Regions from separate parts of the Homo sapiens genome. Here region 1 is linked to region 2. Evidence: chromatin loops called from intact Hi-C (ENCODE). Cell type or tissue: mammary epithelial cell. All regions are shown on one strand. Links, peaks and the distances in the headings refer to the core of each region. The heading gives the core; the rest is flanking DNA.

The links. A loop is a pair of places that touch in the nucleus more often than their neighbours do. Peaks named below come from ENCODE experiments on the same cell type or tissue, not always from the same donor. Only the 100,000 strongest peaks of a DNase experiment are listed, where the experiment ranks them.
Region 1: it touches region 2 in a loop (8-fold over the local background); 1 of 110 quality-filtered maps calls a loop at or near these places.

What each region holds. Positions count from the first base shown.
Region 1 is chr11:129,437,096-129,443,991 of GRCh38, forward strand. BARX2 (BARX homeobox 2) reads left to right here. Exons shown (of 4, transcript NM_003658.5): 3 at 5,740-5,824. Among named protein-coding and RNA genes, the nearest start is that of BARX2, 65 kb to the left of the region's middle. RefSeq lists an enhancer at 3,565-4,089. In mammary epithelial cell, for the core only: no CTCF peak of the experiment used is centred there; a DNase peak (open chromatin) is centred at 3,136; H3K27ac peaks cover 1,312 bases.
Region 2 is chr11:129,639,137-129,646,032 of GRCh38, forward strand. No RefSeq gene overlaps it. Among named protein-coding and RNA genes, the nearest start is that of LINC01395, 25 kb to the left of the region's middle. RefSeq lists an enhancer at 44-1,243. In mammary epithelial cell, for the core only: no CTCF peak of the experiment used is centred there; DNase peaks (open chromatin) are centred at 2,965 and 4,285; H3K27ac peaks cover 3,436 bases.

The sequences.
Region 1 (6,896 bases), core at 1,314-5,313, 200 kb before region 2:
AACGGGAGACTTGCTCCCATTGTGGGCCGTGGAGCCACAGCACTGGTACAGTGAGGCAGGACACTATGGCGGAGTCCACTCCTTGGCTCAAATCATCTCAACCTTGGTTAACAGAACCCAGCCCACATGAATCCACCACACGGTCCCTGGAGCCTGCCTGCGGCTAAACTTAACTCACCACTTTATCTCCATATTTGAACTTAACTATTTCAGTATCATAAACAAGGTCCAGTTTAGCAAATGGTTGCTCAGGCGGTCAGCTGGGAAACAGGCTTGGTTTTTAAGCCACTCACTCTTAGGATTGGAGGCAGCAGGACTAGATTTGGAATTGGGATTCATGATCTTCTCAATCTTCTCCACAGCCTCCAGCTGATTCCCCACTGACTCAGTTTGCTGGCCTGGCTATTGCTTGGGAAGGACTGGAGGGATCCAGTTGAGGAGGTCAGACATGTTAGTGAATTTGCTGGATGTCAAGTCAGAACCATTTGACTGAGACCCAGGAGGACCTGGCTGAGAGCCCCTTCTTTGAACCCCTCTGAGATCCATGTTGGGGAGGCTGTGACCCTTGCTTTCTTGGAGGCCTCAATGCCTCACCTCCTTTTCTTTAATTTACTATTTTAACTGAAACATATGCCAGAGTGTGTGTCTGGGCCGGGTATTGTGGCCCACACCTGTAATCTCAGCAGTTTGGGAGACTGAGGCAGTAGGATCGTTTGAGGCTAGGAGTTTGAGAGCAGCCTGGGCAACGTTGTGAGACCCCGTCTCTACAAAAATTAAAATATGAGCCAGGTGTGATGGCATGCACCTGTAGTCCCAGCCACTCAAGAGGCTAAGATGGGAGGATCACTTGAACCCAGGACTTTGAGACTGCAGTGAGGTATGATTGCATCAGATTGCATCGCTGCACTCTAGGCGAGACCCTGTCTCCTTAAAAAAAAAAAAAAAATAGCCGGGTGTGTTGGCTCACGCCTGTAATCCCAGCACTTTGGGAGGCCGAGGCAGGTGGATCACGAGGTCAGGAGTTCAGGACCAGCCTGGCCAAGATGGTGAAACCGCGTCTCTACTAAAAATACAAAAATTAGCTGGGTGTAGTGGCAGGTACTTGTAATCCCAGCTACTTGGGAGGCTGAGACAGAGAATTGCTTGAACCCAGGAGGTGGAGGTTGCAGTGAGCCAAAATCATGCCACTACACTCCAGCCTGGGCAACAGAGCGAGACTCAGTCTCAAAAAAAAAAAAAAAAAAAAAAGTGTGTATCTCAGTGTCTCATCTTGTTCTTTCAGACTGACTCTGGAGATGGCTGAGCTAATAATGTGTGATCCTATTTATTGGGGAGATTTCTCAGGTCCTTCTTCCTCTTCTTTTGCCTGCTGCCTTGGACATACCAGGTTGGACACCAGTCCTATCAAAAAGTAAAGGAAGGAACCTCAAATGAATCTCTTAAGCTGTGTAGTAGCTCTTTGATACAAATTTAAGTGACAGAGGAGTCTGCATATCACCGACTAAAAGGGAATTTAGCTTCTGATTCTGTTAATGAGGCACCGTCAGCTGTTTGGTAAGGGCCTTCTGGGTGCCACTGGGGCACTGTGGCAGGGATTACGGGTCCAGAAAGCAGTCGAGAGAGTCCTGTTGTGACAGAAAGGGATCATGGGGAAGGAACGACTACAGGAACAAAGACGCAGCAAGCCAGGCGCTGGTGCCTGTGCATTGCTGAGTGCAGTAGGAACACAGGATATTGCTGAGCGTGGGAGATGGGGTTAGGGGAGGCTTCTCAGAGGAGGTAACATTTAAGAAGAGCTTTGATTCCAGGAGGGACAGGAAGTCCCGCACTGAGGGGTTGGCACACACAAGGCAAAGAAGCGTGTCTCGCCGGGTATGTGGAGGAAACTGCAAGTAGCCAGGACATCTCCAGCTTAAGGTGTGAACAGGCAAATGGTGGACCTCGTATGCCTGGCTGAAATGTGAACTTGGTTGTTTAAGCAGTTGGCACTGCCTTTATGAGCTGGAGGTGACATGATCAGACTTACATTTTAGAACTGTCTCTCTGGTGGCACCATAAATGATGGATGAGAGAGGCCAGAGACGGAGCAGGGACCAGTTAGGAGAGAATCCAGTGATCATCACGAAGACTTGAATTAAAGGGTGGCAGTGGGAACAGAGAGGCAGGAATAGAGAGGAGGACAATTTTTTTTTTATTATTATACTTCAAGTTCTGGGATACATGTGCAGAACGTGCAGGTTTGTTACATAGGTATACACGTGCCATGGTGGTTTACTGCACCCATCAACCCATCATCTACATTAGGTATTTCTCCTAATGCCATCCCTCCCCTATCCTCCCCACCCCCAAACAGGCCCTGGTGTGTGAGGTTCCCCTCCCTGTGTCCATGTGTGAGAAGAGGACAATCTTGAAGAGAGAATTGGCAGAATCAACATTGCGGAAGGAAGCAAGAAGGGAGTTGAGAATTCTGTGGTTTCTGGACTGGGCCAGCAGGTGGATAGGGACGCCATGAACTGAAGTAGGAAGACAGAGGACAGAGTAGACTTAGGTGGGGAAAGGTTGAGTTCTGTTCTAGACCTGTGCATTTGGAGTGTCTTTGGGCAGATGATGGAGACAGGTCTGTGAACCGGAGGTTAGTAGATGGGCTCTCCAGGTATGACATGGCTGTTTCCACTTCCCTAGCATATAATTGAGAGCCTCATGAACTTGTGCACCCAGTGGAGTGGGCACCTTTGTCTATGGTAGCACGGTGGTATGTCAGACGGGCTTCAGCGTGCATGACTAACATATTAGGCTGATTTTTCAGAAGTCAGAGAATTTTTTTTTTCAGAAATATTAGTTCTTCTTAAACCTCCTGGGGCTCCCTGATACCTGCCCAGGCATCTCTCAGGTCACCTACACAGGATTGATTCACTTATCTGGGAGGACACCATTGGCTGGCATGGAAGCTGCCATCTTCACCTGCCCTCTCAGATGTTCCTCGCCTCCCTACGTGACCAGGGCCATGAGCACTCCCTCCTCCCACAGCTCTCACCCTCCTCCTCTGTGTTTGTTTCTCCAGTTTCCTAGGTGACCCCATTTAAGCGAATATGCAGGGAAGTGAGAATTTGTAACGGTGGCAGGTAATGAGAGAAAGCTGATGACAGTGAAGCATGTTTCTGTAGCCAGAGTGAGTCAGGGCTGCATTTTTCCCAAGTGAGCTAACACTGTTTGCTAATGCAGTTGCAGAGCTGTGAACTGAGCCTTCCATTGACTAATGCACCTGATGGCCTCAGGTGAACTGGGCTCGGGAAGGCACCGCCAGCCAGAACCATGGAGGACCCGTCTCCAGGGAGGCCTGGGAGACCAGAAGTCTGTGGGGTGGCCCCCTGGGTTCTTGGTTCTCAATGAGCGACTGCTTGGGAAGCAGTGCTTCATTTGTGGGAAGAGCCAAGTGCTGTTGGCACTGGGAATTTATTGGCTTTAGCCTGTTAATCACTTTCAATAAAACTGCCAGCTTCTAGTAGCTCTTCTACAGGGATGACCAGAGGGATGTGAGTACTGATTTAAGACCACTTCCAGGGTCCCCTGAAGGAAGACTCTGTGTATTATTGGGGCTTTAAATTATGCAGCCTGGTCAGAGCAGGGCAACTGGGCAGCTGCACCTGAGATCATCAGGGCCGGTCCCTGTGGGCCTCCCTGATAGTTAGATCTCCCCAGGTGGAGAGCTGCAGCTGAAAACCCACACCTGAGACTCCCCATGGAGCAGGCAAGTGAGACTGACTGTGGGCCCGAGATTCACAGACGGCAATCCTCAGAAACCTAGGGCCTTTCAAAAAGTGGGGGTTGCTGCCCAAGCTCTGTCAGGGGTGATTGTCCCAAGCTGCTGCATTCGAAGTCCACACTGCTTTGCTGAGCAGGGCTGGCGTGGCAGTGAGGCAGCTTATGTTGGCTTAAGGAGGTGGCTCTCCAGTTGGTGCTGAGGTAGACCTGGGGTTCTTATCCTATTAGGTCAATGGTTGTTGTCTCAAGGACTGATGTTGGAAGTCTGACTGCAGACTTCCCTTTCTCATTCTACTTGTCCCACCCGGTTGTTTGCTGCTTCCTGGGATGAAGCATCCCTGCGATCCCCTTTGACAGGTTCAACTTGTGCAGATATATTGTGAGTGGGTGTGAGCCCCAATGCAGGAGCTGGTGTACAGGTCAGACATCGTGGGTTTGAATCCTGCCCCACTTCTTAACTCTACGATCATCTGCCAGAGGTCGGTAAAGGTTTTCTGGGCAGAGCCAGACAGTAAATACTTTACATTTTGTGGGCCATATGGTCTGTGACAACTACCCAATTCTGATATTGTAGCACAGAAGTAATTTATTTTTATTTATTTATTTATTTTGACAATGTCTCACTCCATTGCCTAGGCTGCAGTGCCGTGGCGCCATCTCGGCTCACTGCAACCTCCGCCTCCCAGGTTCAAGCACTTCTCTTGCCTCAGCCTCCTTCGTAGCTGGGATTACAGGTACCTGCCACCACACCCAGTTAATTTTTGTATTTTTAGTAGAGATGGGGGTCTCACCATGTTGGCCAGGCTGGTCTCCAACTTCTGACCTCAGGTGATCCACCCGCCTCGGCCTCCCAAAGTGCTGGGATTACAGGCATGAGCCACTGTGCCTGGCCTGTTACAATAAAACTTTATTTACACAACCAGGTAGCAGACAGGATTTGGCCACAGTTGCTGAGAGAGTCTAATCTCTCCAAGCCTCAACTCTCTTATCTGTAAAATGGGAACAATTACACTGCTTCACTGCGTTGTGAATGGGATAGATAAGACAGCATGTCAGGGGCTTAGCATGTACCCTGGGATGCCGTGGTGCTCAGGAAATGGTGGGTGTGTTAGATTTAGCCCCAGAAATGGCTTTGACTTTTAGGACTTTTCAGAAGACTACAGAGAAGTACAGCACCATGATTAGCAGTAGAATGGAAAACAGGAAGGGCTGTGGATTTAATGTTTCTTTTGGAATCTTTATAATATTTATTTATTTATAACATTTTAATTGTTATAACAATTTAGGACAGCTACAGCGATTGAATCAATCCATTAAGAAGTATTTTTTGAGCACCGGTTCTGGATTTAGCAGTGTGATGGGCACTTTCATGGGTAGAAAAGAAGTGGAAGGTATACGCTGCCCTGGCTACTGAGTTAGGGAGGCAGAAATAACACAGTTGGAGTGATCAGAGAACAGCAGGAAACGTGGGACCATCTGGGTGACTGCTGGCCTGTGGGAGGGTGCAGAGGAGACGAGCTGTGGGAGCCAGGAGAATCACCTGCCGGAGGTGGGACCGGGGCTGGGTCTGGAATGATGAGTGGATTCCCATCAGCAACATCTGGCTTTGCCTTTTGTTTCCAGTCTGGACGATGGGCCAGAGGGTCAGAGTGAATGCTCTTGTCAAGCCAGGAAAAGGACTGTGTGATGAGAAGCCCCAGGCATCCTTCTCAGGTCCCTTGCAGACCGTGAATGTTTCAGGATGGGGACTGGCCCAGGTGTCCTCAGGCATGGGCATCTGTTTCTCAGCTTCCCAGAGTTTCCTCTGTTGGATTCTTGGAAGGAAAGAAAAGCGCTTTGGGGAAGACCTCGTTTAATGGGGGAGGTCCGAGCCTTGGTAGCCAGTGCTGGAGCCTGTCTGGAGCCTGCCAGCAGGATCCCATCTCTCCTGCTGCCTCCCATTCTGCTCACCTTTCCTTTGTATCTTGTGCCTTCTAGGTTGGACTTGGCTCAGTCTCTGGGACTCACTCAGCTGCAGGTGAAGACCTGGTATCAGAATCGCAGGATGAAATGGAAGAAAATGGTAAGAAAGGAGTGACTAACCATGATCCCTTCCTGATGGGAAGGACTTTTACTCCAGGGCTGTTGGGAGGGAGGCCGGACCATTTGGCAGTTTGGGCTGCAGAGATTGGAAGGCCTTCTATGCTGCTGGCTTGCGGGGAAGCTGTTGGATCTGTAGGTTGAGCTATTCCTCTTGACCTGGAGTTCCTAAACAGAGGGATATTCTTTTTCTGTTTCCTTAGAAATCAAAGGAAAAAAAGCTTACAGGCTTTTAACTTGCTAGTTTTATTATTATACTTAAGTTCTAGGGTACATGTGCAGAACATGCAGTTTTGTTACTTAGGTATACATTTGCCATGGTGGTTTGCTGCACCCATCAACCCGTCATCTACATTAGGTATTTCTCCTAACTTGCTAGTTTTAACCCTACCTGCTAGCCTTTTCAAACAACTTCCTTCTTCCTCCCACCAAGAGCTAAAAATAGAAGTCAGTACTCTTTGTTTATAATGACGTAGAGGATGCATCTGTTCTTTTGGCTGTGCGTCCTCTAACGCAGTGATCCTCAAACTTTGGTGGGCATTAGCGTCCCCTGGGTAGCAGGTTAAATGCAGAACTCTAGGCCCCCTCCCAGGATTCTGGTCCCAGAGGTCTGGGCCAAGGCTGGGAATGTGCGTGTTAACAAGAGCCCTGGTTATTCTGAAGTGCCTGGTATGATGACCACAGTTTCCATCATCCTGCTCTAGTGCCTAGCTAATGAATATTTCCATCTTTGATTTTTAAGTATTAGAATAGATACATCCCTACGTTGTGAGGAACTCAATTTCATTATCATTTATTCTTTTCACTAAAAAGGGCACTATTAAATCAAAATTTTCCAAAGTAGTTGAGTGTTTCCTTTCTCAGCTTTGTAAACCACTGAGACAAGGTCAAAGCCCAGAGCAAAAGAAAACGAGGAGGGGTGGCGATAAGGGAAGAAGCCCTGCTGTTCTCTGGAGCCCAGGTGCCACCATGCCACCTGCCATAGGCTTCTTACCCCCTCACCAAACGTTAGTGGCTCTTTCTCCTCTCGTCCATGCCATGCCTTCATGATGACA
Region 2 (6,896 bases), core at 1,974-5,973:
CTGGATGGTCTCTCCTGAACCTCACAGAGAAGAGAATTCTGCAAATTACAACTACAGTCCTGATTTCTCTTCCATGGAGCAGGGAGACATTAGAAGGGGTGGCAGGGATGTTCAGTTGACAACAAATAGCTCCACACACTTGTTCTACGCTCACTGAAAACAGTTATATTAATGACATTGATGACAATAAGCTTAATAAATATTTTGTTTGTCCACTGGGTACCAATGCCCACTTTCCTGTAAAATAACAAAAACTAAATGGTAATGCCCATTCAGTATGGTGCATACAATGAACGTTATGACTGACGCTGAGCTGTCTGCATTACTGTTTTATGACTCTTAAGTGGATAGATGAGTCACATCCTTGTGTCCTACACACAACCCATTAAAAGCAACAGGCCTCTGCAGACCTGGGGAAAAACAAGGCAGTCTTGCACTCTTAGATTTCATTCCTGGCAAAGGTGCTATAAGTCAAAATGATGTAAGCTGAATCAGATTTTCCAGTAGAAACTAAGCCACATTCATTACCAACAGCTTAAAGACCAACCTCTTTATAGAAAATGACCACAGACGTCACAATTAGCTAAATGCAAATGGTATATCTGTAAACAAGTCAATGTAAGCCTTTACAAAACATATAGATACCGAACAGGGCAATACAGAAGTCAACCACCGGATTATAATCGCTATTTAAAATGCTGATATCTTCTAATGATTTTTGTTATATTTACCAAAATGAATAGCATTTGTTCAGGGACTCTTTGGGCACATTCTGAGAGTAATCTTTAAAAAGATCTGTGAGGAAAATTAGGAATGTGCGATATGTTTTGAGAAATAAATCCAGGGATGTGTGCTCCTTAGTGTCCGTCTGCTTATAGTCCCCAAATGTACAAAGCAAAGAATAATTGGCCATTGGGTTTTGCTTTCTGAACTGCTGGCACATAAGTACTAGCTACTTACTACCTTATACCTAAAAATTGCTTTTAAAATGCACAACTTAACCTCCATTTTCACTGAAATTTCTGACATTTTATCCCCTATTACACTATTACAAAGTGTCAGGAGCTCTCAGTTCCTGACCTAGAACAGAAGCCAGGTCCACTAATATATATCAGTGGGTCTGACTCATTAGACTGATTATAAAGGTTGATTTGATTCTGACTCCAGAAATAATTCTTTTGCAGCAGTAGTAGAATTGAATCCTCTAATGGAAAAATGTTACTTTCCAATTAAAAAAAAAAAGACTCCGAAAGAGTGACTATTCAGAATACTTGTAAGTTAAAAGCACTTTCTTTTCCCCCATAAGTGTACTGGAATGTAGAGATCCAAATTCACAGTCTTCTCTGAAAGTCATTATTTTGCTCTAAACCTTTCTGGGATTTCTGTGTGTGAACTGCCTTTTAAATCATCATAATCCAGGTGATGTGATCTATGTCAATCACTTTATGTTCACAAGACAGTTTTCATTTGTCCACGGCCTTTTTTTTCTTCCTCGGTCCCTCTCTTCTCTCCTCCACTTAATCTGCCGGAAATCCAGATCTTCCTTCTCTGTTACCTTCATGCTGGAGCCAGACAGGAGACATTCTTAAGTGCTGGGAGTGGGTACTGGAGCAGGGATAGTGGAGCCCAACCGAGGCTACCTGGGCAGGAAGGAGCACATCATCAGGAAGCAAACTCCAGGCCACGTATACAAAGCATCGCACTCAGAGGATGTCTGTATTCCCAAAGTCATGGACCAGGCAAGTTTTACCAAGTCTCTGGGAACATCCGTGTTCCCATCTGTGAAATGAGTGAGTGGGAGGAGTTAACCTTTCTTCCTTCTCTAACATTGTCTGGCTGTATGGTGTGTATTGTTTGCCTGCTGAAAGAATACAGTAGATATAACTTACTAAACCACTAAAATGGAAATAGTTGCCAGTGGCCGGTGCAAATTTAGATAGAGCAAATTTAACATGTTCGTTTAAATTCTAATACCATATGCAAAGGTGAAGAGACTGGGTGTAATCAGATGCATCCTAGGAAGTGGAATTTCCAGAGACATCTGAATAATGAGAGAAAGAGAGTGAACTTGGCAGTGCCTTAATTCAAGTGGCCAAGTACTGTACGGTTCTGGAAAATGCTGGTCCTCGTTATGTGAGCTCTTCCCATATGCCTTTGACTTCCCCCTGCACCACCTGCCTCCTCCCAAATGCCCTGCTACTCCCTGTTGACCTCCTGGGATTCTCTCCAGCGTGGAACCTTTCCTAACCGACTGGCTACACATTGTGACTTTTCCTGCTGAGAGCACTGGTCAGGTTCTAAACCCATAACCCTTGACCCCCCCCAAGTACACTAAAAGCCATTAACCTGAGGCCAAGATGTAATCTCAATATTTGATTCAATTCTCTTGAAAGCTGCCCACAATTTCCCATTATCAATGTATGCTGTTTAATTTAGATTATAGGCTCTTAGAGGGAAGGGACCACATTTGTGTATTTCGTCTGATTTGGCGCTGAATTTCTGCATTTAGCAGGTAATCTTTGGATTAACTCTCAAGAGAAAAGATGGCCTCGGGCTTAATAAAAGTTGATCCCAGCTCATATCATGTTCCAAAATTACAGTTGACAGATGATCACCACAGACGTTCCTGCTGTCATACTCTGTAAATGTAAGGAGGACCAAGGTCACCTGTGGACGGGTGGGTGGAGCTGCCTGCCCAGGGTTGTAGTCCAGGCTCCTCTGTTGGAGCTGTTCTTCATGGTTTTCCTCAGAAGAAATAGGGCATCCGCCTGTATTCATATGGGTCTTCCTTCCCAGCTTTGGCTGTGCTTTGGAGATTCTTCAGAAAGGGATGAACCCAATCACCTCTCCTGTCTGAGAAGCTGAGGGATGTACTAACCTGCTGGGGATGGATGAGTGGGTAGATAGATGGAGCTAGCAGGAGACCTCTGTCATTTAGGCCAACCCCTTCATTTTATAGGAAACTGGAATCCAGAGACAAGTAGTGACATGCTCTCTTATGCTACTGAGAGTCTCACTGTTTGAATTCCATGTGATCTTTTGTGCTTCTGCTAGAAATACAGTTAGGTTAATTCTTAAACAACTTTCCTTCCAGAATCCTAGAGAGCCAAGGAACTGTAGGACCACTGTTACTAACCCCAGAGCCACTAGTACCAGTCCCACCTCCAAAGTCCCAAGAAATTAAGTAAGCAAATAAACACACAAGTACATTTCAGCTAAACAGATAATCACAAGGTATATCTTTTAAATTCCCAGGCTGATGAGGTCGTTAAATAATCTAGAAGGAAGAAACTAAGCCAAAACAAATACTATAAAATACAACTGGAATAACTGACTAAGAAAGATAAAAGAATCCCAGATTTCATATCCATAAAACCCAGATGAGTATCTCATTGATGTAAACAAAGTATGTGTGTGTGTGTGTGTGTGTGTGTGTGTGTGTGTGTGTGTGTGTGTAGATAGATAGATCCTCTTCTATAGGTGTTTTGAGTCACCACTAGAAAGAATACATGTGGCCACTTTGGGAGGCCGACGCAGGAGGATCACAAGGTCAGGAGATCGAGACCATCCTGGCTAACACGGTGAAACCCCGTCTCTATTAAAAATACAAAAAATTAGCCAGGTGTGGTGGCGGGTGCCTGTAGTCCCAGCTACTCGGGAGGCTGAGGCAGGAGAATGGCTTGAACCCAGGAGGCGGAGCTTGCAGTGAGCCGAGATCGCGCCACTGCCCTCCAGCCTGGGCAACAGAGCAAGACTCCGTCTCAAAAAAAAAAGAATACATGTGGCACTCCAATATCCTAGGGAAGTGGGCTATGGTTACATTCACGGGGCGGACTGTCTGAGAAAATATTGTAGTAACCGAGGTGCTTGTGCTGTTGGGGCTAGGCTGTAAAAATTAGACTCTCCTCCTTCATACCATTAAACATCACAATGCCTAGTACTGACAGAAACCCCCTAAAGCTGGGTGACAGACAGCAGAAGCTATTATGAAACTCCCCCCAGTGATATCAAGACTTCTTCCTGGAAGAAGACAGTGACTGATGTGACTCTTCATCTGAGTCATCTCATGGTGTACAGAAGCTGTTTCTCTCTGTCCTGCCTCTTAGGAGGGCACGCTGCCCATTGGAAACTGACTCCAGGCAGTGTGAGGAGTAAGGCCAGCTCATATTGTTTATAGGCACTTTAGAACCTCGGTCATCTCCTAGTGATCTACAGTGTTTGGTTTCTTCCTGGGACAGAGGAGTGCTCTGTAAATCAAGCCCTTCTTGGTTCGTCAGCCCTCTGTCAATGTTTGCTGAGTCCTCAAGTCAAAGGCAAGTCGGAACAGTGTGGAGACTTTGGCAAAGGGCTTGTTCCCCAGTGTTCAACCTCTCCATTTTGATGAAACAATTCTAGGGTGAGGTTGGCCCTAGGAATTATTTCTCTGACTCATATTCCCTTTCCTCTTTTCACACACTCAGAATGCACCATGCTGAGCACCTCATAGCCCCGAGCAGAGAGAGGCCAGGGTTGGGGCAAAGCCCTACTGGGGCCCACTCCCAAGACTGAGAAGACAAACAGGGAGGCGTCTCTCCCAAGCCAATTTCTTTCATCACCCAAAGCTATTTAGGGACACCATTGCCACACACTTCATGAAGAAACCCCAAACTGGTTCTAGCTCTCAGAGGTGGGAATAGACCTACTTAAGTTCTATGAACAAAGAATAGAGAATTAAGCCAAGCAAAGAGATAGGCAGTAGGTTTGATATCTGCCTTTCCTGTCGGGAAGAGGAGCAAGGGGCCGCTGCATCTTTAGAGACTTGAGCTAACGACAGACACAGATCCTGGCCCCGAAAAGCAGTTGGACTGTTTGTGGGCATCGTGTTCCATGCTTCATCTTTCATCATCTGATTCAGCAGACATTAACTCTGTTGGCTCTTAGAGTGCAAATGATGAAGACAGAACACCAACCTTCAAGCAATCCACAATTTAGAAGGGAAGGCAGACACGCAAACAGTTTCCATATAATCGGTAGGTATTAAGGCAGACTTATGCATAGAGTGCTATTTTGCTTTTCCCAAGGACACAGGTGGTAACACACACACACACACACACACACACACACACACACACACTCTAGAACATAAGCTCAGTATTGTTATATGTCTCCACTCATGATTGGAGTCGCAGGAATATTTCAGGTGGAGCAAGAGAAGCTCTACCAGCACTGAGAATTGAAAGTCTGCACAAGGGCCTCCTGTGTTCTACCACTGTCTTGAAGGTGCTCCCACTCTCAACATTTCACAAGCACTAGCTCACTCCGTCTGAAACAAAAAGAGTGAGTATACAAAAAGCCTGTAAAATACATAACACACTGCCTCCTTATGGGAGGCGTCCTGTGTCTCACACTCTCTGGAGAACAGAGAAGATGTGGTTGTCAGCTATCCACAGATCTGACCTTGGCTGACCTTCTGTAACTCTGAACAAGGCTATGCTTTTCTATACTGGGAATCCTTTGAATAGAATAAGATGTTTGAATAGAAATGAGGTTTTATCGGAAAGTGAAGTTGGAGAGTATTAAAATGATGATGAAAAGTGTCATTTATTCACTAATTTATGCATTCATTATGTCTGTTCTTCACAATTATATTTGGATGTCTGTTGTGTGTTAATACGTTGGTGCAAAAGTCACGTATGTGTAGGAGGTAAAGATGAATAAAATGTGCCTGACCTCAAAAAGTTACCCTCAGTGTGAGAAACTTGAGTTCATCAATTAACAAAAATTCAAAGAGGAATGACACAAGTGCTCTAATAGAAATGTATCAGGGTTCCAGCTTTGGTTCTGTACCTAAGAAGCTTAAAAGTTGTCATTCTGCAGCAACAAGTACAAATTTGAACAAACTAAAAAACCAACAACTCTTCTTAGATCTGTAAGAGAAATGAGGTCACAGGGCAAACTGCTGCTCTCAAAATTGGAGAGCTAGACAGGCAGATACAGAGAGTCACAACTAACCGGAGCAGAAACCCATGAGCAAACCTCTGTGAGATCCAGCACCTGGAGAGGAAACCATGAATTGCTGGAGGCTGAGTATGGATAAGTTTAGGAGTTAAAAACACCAGAGAAACCCAGTAACAGGGGTCGAGGTTGGGGGCACACTTTTGTGAGTTTTACCTCCAAGAGCTTGACCAGTTTCTCATGGTGAATACTGGGGGGAAAATCTCCTTGTGCTCCTGGCAGAAGGAAAGAGAGGAATCATTTTGAAATATGCCAGAGCACTCTGTTCTTTTTAACAAGATATGCCCTCAGGAGAAACTATTTAACTAGCACCTAAACTGCAGGGGTTTTATCAGAGTCTTACTGACCTAGGGGAAGGAAAACACCCAACTACAGCTAGCCCTAGCCTTCCCCGTGGGAGAAGGAAAATACCCAACTCAAGCACACCCTAGTCATTCCTTCCCACCTAAGGGGAGTCCAGAGGAGACTGAGAAATATTTGTGAAGTTCACAGTCCAAAGGCGTAGGTTCCCTAAAAGACTAAGACCTAATCATAGACTATAGAATGCTTCCTCTACCCACGTACCTTACCATAACATTACTAAAGAATTATTTACAGCAATTTCTTTAACCCAGTATATCACGTCCAGCTATCAAGAAAAAATTACAAGGCAAAAGACATGGTTTGAAGAAACAGAGCTCCTGCCTCAGCTTCCTGAGTAGCTGGGACTACAGGCAAGTATCACCATGCCCAGCTGAGGCAGGAGGACTGCTTGAGCCCAGGAGGTTGAGGCTGCAGTCAGCCATGTTCTGACACCACTGCACTCCAGCCTGGACGACAGAGTGAGGCCTTGTATCAAAAAGAAGAAAAGAAAGAAGATGAGGAAGAAGAAAGAAGAAGAGAGAAGAAAGAAAAGAAGAGAG